Linked DNA regions of Homo sapiens: region 2 is linked to region 1. The links are chromatin contacts, found by Hi-C or POLR2A ChIA-PET in ENCODE. All regions are on one chromosome and are shown on one strand. The core of a region is the stretch at or near the end of the contact, and the rest is flanking DNA. Distances in the headings are between cores, read along the strand shown.

Region 1 (3,025 bases), core at 513-3,012:
AAGACTCCATCTCAAAAAAAAAAAAAAAAGAAAAGAAAAGAAAAAGAAAAGAAAAGAAAAGAAAGAAAACAAAACAACCTTGTAGCAGGGCTCTGGATCTCTGATCTGGAGCTCAGGAAAAGCAGGGCTGGAACAGATTTGGGAGTGATCCCATAGGGGTAACCTTGGGAGAGCTGAGATAACCCAGAGAAGTGTAAGCGGCTGGGGTGGGCCAGCCCCATCCAGGGATGAAGACAGGCGCAAGAAGAGAAGAAAGTGCAGGTGGAGGGCAGGAGAATTTGCCATATCCAGGGCATATGGACTCATAAGAAAAACTCACAGACATATTAAAAGTAGCTGGAAGTTGGGTTTGCTCTGTTAATGAAGGATTAGGGAAAGCATATGTAAGAGAACCTAGAACATAAACAGTCCTCTTTGGAAGCCAGTTTGTCTTTCAAGAGAAAGCAAACAAAACACCACATCCTTGCAGAGCCTTCCAGGACCCTACTCCTGCTTCTTGGTCTAGCCTCCTCCCCCTGTCCCTAATTTTGGCATAATTGACTGCTCCTTGTCATCCAGATCTGTTTTAACGTCACCTCCTCAGAGAGGCCTTCCCCAGTCACCAATCTAAAAGAGCACCCAGTGGTCACATCAATTTAATGCAATATGCCATACTGTCCCTATCACTTTTAATGTCTGCCAGGCCCTCCATTTCAGCCACGACCACCTCCCCCAAATCACCCCTTAAAAGAACAAGGACTTTGCCTCATTCAGAGCTCAATTTCCAGGGCCTGGAAGAGTGTCAGGCACGTGGCAGATGCTCAATAACTGTTGAATAAAAAGGAATGATAGGCCGGGCAGTGGCTCACGTCTGTAATCCCAGCACTTTGGGAGGCTGAGGCGGGCAGATCACCTGAGGTCAGAAGTTCGAGACCAGCGTGACCAACATGGCGAAACCCCATCTCTACTAAAAATACAAAAATTAGCCGGGCATAGTGGTACGCATCTGTAATCCCAGCTACTCAAGAGGCTGAGGCAGGAGAATGGTTTAAACTTGGGAGGCGGAGGTTGCAGTGAACCGAGATGGCGCCACTGCACTCCAACCTGGGCGACAGAGAGAGACTCGGTCTCAAAAAAAAAAAAAAGGAATGACCAGTCATAAAAAAGAATGAGTCGTACCACCCGAAGTGTAGACTTCACCTGCAGGGAGGGAGGCTGGAACTGGCAAGGTTGGAGGCAAAACTGTACCTACTGTACCTTTCTCGCCCAATCCTACCTGCACATGAACTCCCTCCCCACCCCTTTAGTCTCTCGGGCCCTTACTCTCTTTATCCGGCTCTTTTGCAAACATTTCCCATGATATTCTCCCTTCACCGTCACAGTCCTTATGCTCGTTTCCCAAAAGAGCTTCTCCGATGATCTCTCCCAGGTTGGCCGAGTGAGCGGGCCTAGCCTGCGCTCTCACCCCAGTGCCACCCCAGTGGGAGCGCCGCCCGCGCCCGCCCCCTCGCCCCGCGCCCGCCCCCTCGCCCCGCGCCCGCCCCCTCGCCCCGCGCCCGCCGCTCCGGCAGCCCAAACCCAGACGCTAAAGCGCCGAACTGGGTTTCCGGGCGCTGGAGGCCGCGGTCGGCCTCGTACTAGGTGACGGCCCATCCCGCGCGCGCAAGCCCGGAACCCCGCTCCGCTCACCCTCCGCGCGCTGCCGCTTTGCCCTGGCAACGGTAACCACGGCGAGGCCCTGCCCCACGCCCGGTGATTGTGCGCGCGGCCCCGCCCCCGAGGCGCACGCCGGCCCAGCGCCCACAGCTGCGGCGGCCTAGGTGCCGCGTGGGGCAAGCAGGTGCCTCGCGTCCAGGCGGCTCCGCGGCTGGCTGCCTCCCGAGCCGGCCGCGCTCCTCCCAGCGAGGCGTGGCGGGGAGGCGTAGTGAGGCTGGGCCCGTGGCGGTTCCCTGAGGAGGGCCGAGAAGGGGCCGGGGGTGCTAGGGGAACGGGCGCTGGGGGCAGCGGCCCCGGTGGATGCTAAGGGCTTCGGGATCGGGAGAGTCCACCACGCCTGCCTGCTCGGCTGAGAATCGCCATGGTAATCCCCGTCTCCCTAAAGTACCCGGGGCCAGGGCGCGCGCCGTGGAGCCCCAGGCTGTCCCGGAGAGGCGCGGGCGCCGAGGTCACCGCCTCTCCCTGGGGTCGACCTCAACGCGTGGCGAAAAGATGGAGGGACAAGGGGTGCCCGGCGGTCCGCGCCTGCTGGGGGCGCAGCAGCCGCGGAGTCAGGCCAGCCGTCTTTCCAGGTTTTAGGTCGTGGTCCTGTTGAGCAGCCCCCACACCCAGACGGTTGATGTGGAAAATAAAGGGAGGGTGGCACCGTGGTGTGGCACGTCAGGGCGCCAGGCCATGCCCACAGTGACGGGTCCGAGCTGTTAGCTGCCGTAGCCACCCTGGGTGCCCGCGCGGGATTCTCCACTGCTCTGCAGACTCAGGAAGCAGAGAGTGAGCCTGGTACCACCACCTTGCTGTCAACAGCATTCCTGTTCTCAGCCCTCATCCAGTCACTTACGACCTCCTTCCAACCCTCGCTGCTCTTTCCAGAAGGGCTGTGACCTTCCAGCCCCTGCCCCAAGTCCTCAGGGAGGCATCATTGTCTGCTAAACTAAGTACTGCACGCTTGAGCTGGGCGCACAGAGCCCTTGCTAAAGGGGCCTCAACCTCGAGCTTTCTCTGCCATATCTTCTCTGCTAAACAACAACAAACAAAACGAACAAAAACCCTGCATCCCACACTAAACCCGCGTTCTTCTGGAAGCCCCTTGCGCCTTCCCTGTCTTGATCCGTTTTCTTTGAGGCTTGGATCAGAAGGACCCTGCCTCCTGCTTCCCCATCGCTCCTTCAGCGCCCACAGCCCTTTGCACCTCACCTCTGGTGCTTTGCCTGTTTTTCCTTGGAAAGCCTTATTCCTCATTAGACTCTAGTGTAGAAATCATTAAGTTTCTGTGTTCTTTCCAGTTTGTTTCGTGTAAAAGGATTAAGTAAAAATTTCTTGGTTTGAGAGT
Region 2 (3,073 bases), core at 535-3,034, 100 kb before region 1:
CACCTCCCAGGTTCAAGCAATTCTCCTGCCTCAGGCTCCCAAGTAGCTGAGATTACAGGCATGCACCACCACGCCCAACTAATTTTTGTATTTTTAGTAGAAACAGGTTTCATCATGTTGGCCAGGCTGGCCTTGAACTCCTAACCTCAGGTGATCCACCCACCTCAGCCTCCCAAGGTGCTGGGATTTCAGGAGTGAGCCACCGCACCTGGCCCCCTTTCATTACATTTTAAACAACTGTCATACTTTTGTCCATTCTGCTTGTCCTCCTTGGGCTAATAAGAGCAGAATGACCAACAAAGACAAAGGAATGGATAAAGGGGCTGAAGGCAACGCCAATCAGTGAAGAATGTCAATCCAAGGAGTATAGCAGAATGAGAGAGTTGGAAATTAGGAAAAACCAGAATCTTCTCACTAAAATTAGGGGGTCAGCCTTTTTTGGTCTTTAATGGTTTCCCTTTGTTCCTTTTTTTCCCAGGATTTCCTGTTTTTGCCTGGAAGGGAGAGTCAGAAGATGACTTTTGGTGGTGTATCGATAGATGTGTGAATGTGGAGGGCTGGCAGCCAAACATGGTGGGTCAGATTTCTGCTAACACAATTCTGTAGGGGTCAGGAATGGGGATGGGTGGAGGTTATGGCCTAGGAGAGGGTTTCCCAACAAGAAGGAAGGAAAATGGCTTCATTTCTATCTGATATACCTGGGTTTCCAGCAGAACTAGATTCTTATGCTACGGGTACCCCAAGAGTATTGAAGCTCTTATAACCTCAGAGTGCCTTAATTATTGGTTCTAATGTTGGAAGCATTTATATTCATTAGAAACATTAAAGCACTGCCCAGGATTCACATGTGGCTGGTTAAAAAACAATAGTAATGAGTTTCCATCCCCTGCTACTGCCTACTTCCCACCCCTTACAACAACCAAAAAACCCAAACAAACCACCCCAGAACTCTGGAGATACTTAGCCTTCTCTCTAGAATCCATATACTTGTAATGTTAGTCAGGACTAGAAAAAAAATAAAAATAATATTCATATAATGAATTTATAGTAAACCTGAAGAGCTTACAAGTTCAAATTTCTTCTCTTTATATTCTTTCCCCACATTAAAAAAGACGAGATGAAGTTTTAGGGTTTTAATTTTTGCTTCATTTTTATTTTTGTTTTATTTTTTAGAAGATCAAGTCTTGAAGCCTCATAGCACATTAGATTTGCAAAGAGGCAAAAAGCTACACAAAGGGCCAGGTGTGGTGGCCTGTAATCCCAGCACTTTGGGAGCCCAAGGCAGGTGGATTACTTCAGCCCAGGAGTTCGAGACCAGCCTGGGCAACATAGGCTTTCTACAAAAAATACAAAAATTAGCAGGATGTGTTGGCATGCACCTGTAGTAGTAGTCCCAGCTACTTAGGAGGCTGGGACTCCTAAGTGGGAGGATCACTTGAGCCCAGGAGGTGGAGGTTGCAGTGAGCCGAGATCACACCACTGCAGTCCAGCCTGGGTGAGAGAGTGAAACCATGCCCCCATCCCAGTGCCCCCCCCCAAAAAAGCTACACAAAGTATAAGGTGCTCCTATTTTGCAAATAATTCTGCCCTCTCCCCTAGGGGGAGGGGGCAGAAATTAGGGAATGTACTGAGAAAAGAATCCCTGAAGCTCTAGTCCAACCATTGCTTGCTGCTGAAGGCTGCAGAGCAGGCCTCACTTGGTGCATGGCAGAGAAGTAGCTTCTTTCTGAATTCTGTGATCCAGGTCACACTGCACCAGGCTTGTTTGAGGAAGCTGGGTTAGAGCTTCATATCCTAAAGGGGTGGGGGAGCAGAGTTGACAGTGGCTGTAAGATGAGTCAGCTCATTCCAACAGTTTTAATAGTGACACAAGGGAGTGTGACTGACAGATGCTGAAGCAGATATGCCAGGGGGTTTCTCCTGGGAATAAAACATTGATTTTTAAAGTCAGGAACCCAGGGAGGACATTAGGATTATACCTGGAGAACTTTTACAAACTGTAGAACCAGCACAAACTGCTAGGAAGGTTAATAAAGAGAGTAAGACAAGGACAAAAACAGTTGTCACCCCAGAAAACAGGACCCATACCTGTTTGGATTCTGTCAAGATTTAGTACTTCTCCTTGCTTCCCAACCTCTGGAAGATTTCCTGATGACAATAATTTTCTGCAGTAGATTTATATGGTGAGAATTATGGGCAGCATTCATTAAGTAAATCTTAGAGACAGCAACTACTGTCTCTAGTGGATAAGAATAGTGAAACTTACAACACAGAGTTTCCAGTTGTTCAATCTCTCTTGTCTCTTATCTTTTCTGTGGAAGGGAAAACTTCATCAGGGATTCCATACATGGAGAATGGGAGAGAGAAACTCAGAAGAGCTTTTTGCTTTCTTGGGGCATCTGTTCTGGGGGTTTCTACTTGTAGTATGGAGCAAGTACAAGAGCTTTGATGAGAGTCCTAACTTGGATCCTGGTTCTCAAGCAAGGTTTGAGTGAGAGAAAATAGGTCAACAGCAAGAGCAAAAGCAAAAAAGAGATCAGGTGGTAGACATGAGGTTGGGGATTTTGTGTACTCTGGGGTCCAGAATGGCAGTTTTGGCACTTATAGTAGAGTTGATAATTGATGAGACTGCAAGATGGGTGCATGTCAGCAGAGGGCAACCCAGTTCTGTGGGACTTTCCAGGAGGATGGGTATAACAATTTGCAGAGTCCTGCTAAACACTTCTGACAGCCTAGGGAAGGACTGAAGTGTCACAGCCTCGTGCCTAACAATGTTCTAAGCTGGTTTTTCTTTAGTTTTATAATTCAAAAGCTTTTCTCTGCTGATGAAAGCTCCAGTGGGCACAGCGTTGTGTTTATCTTTAATCCCAACCTGAAATAGTGATAGATGAGCTGTTCAGAGGCATGCTTGCACACCTACATGCTGCACGGTTCCCTGGTTATTTTTAATTTGGTTTGTACAGAGTGTGAGGTTGTGCTAGGCAAAACCCTACAGTGCTGCCTGATATTTTGGGTGGGAGAGTGCCTATACTTTGGGAGAAGAAAAGGATTAAGGAATACAGTTTTATAAACC

The links. Hi-C counts contacts between places; a loop is a spot of excess contacts on that map. ChIA-PET counts read pairs that join two places held with the same protein, here RNA polymerase II (POLR2A). Pooled maps may share reads with other maps.
Region 2: a loop to region 1 is called in a pooled map, with 2.1 times the contacts of the local background. The contact joins the enhancer-like site here to the promoter of SMKR1 in region 1. A Hi-C loop is called at or near these places in 1 of 50 pooled maps. POLR2A ChIA-PET finds 5 or more read pairs at or near these places in 4 of 52 experiments (BJ, H1, HEK293T and 1 more).

Annotation. Positions count from the first base shown.
Region 1 is chr7:129,500,769-129,503,793 of GRCh38, forward strand. It overlaps SMKR1 (small lysine rich protein 1), which reads left to right and starts at 1,763. Exons shown (of 2, transcript NM_001195243.2): 1 at 1,763-2,059. The coding sequence starts at 2,057. RefSeq lists silencers at 1,462-1,511, 1,572-1,911.
Region 2 is chr7:129,399,812-129,402,884 of GRCh38, forward strand. It overlaps AHCYL2 (adenosylhomocysteinase like 2), which reads left to right. Exons shown (of 17, transcript NM_015328.4): 6 at 479-573. Among named protein-coding and RNA genes, the nearest start is that of STRIP2, 33 kb to the right of the region's middle. Within about 2 kb of position 1,785, at least 4 of the 41 ENCODE cell types and tissues checked have a DNase peak (open chromatin) inside an H3K27ac peak, as active enhancers do.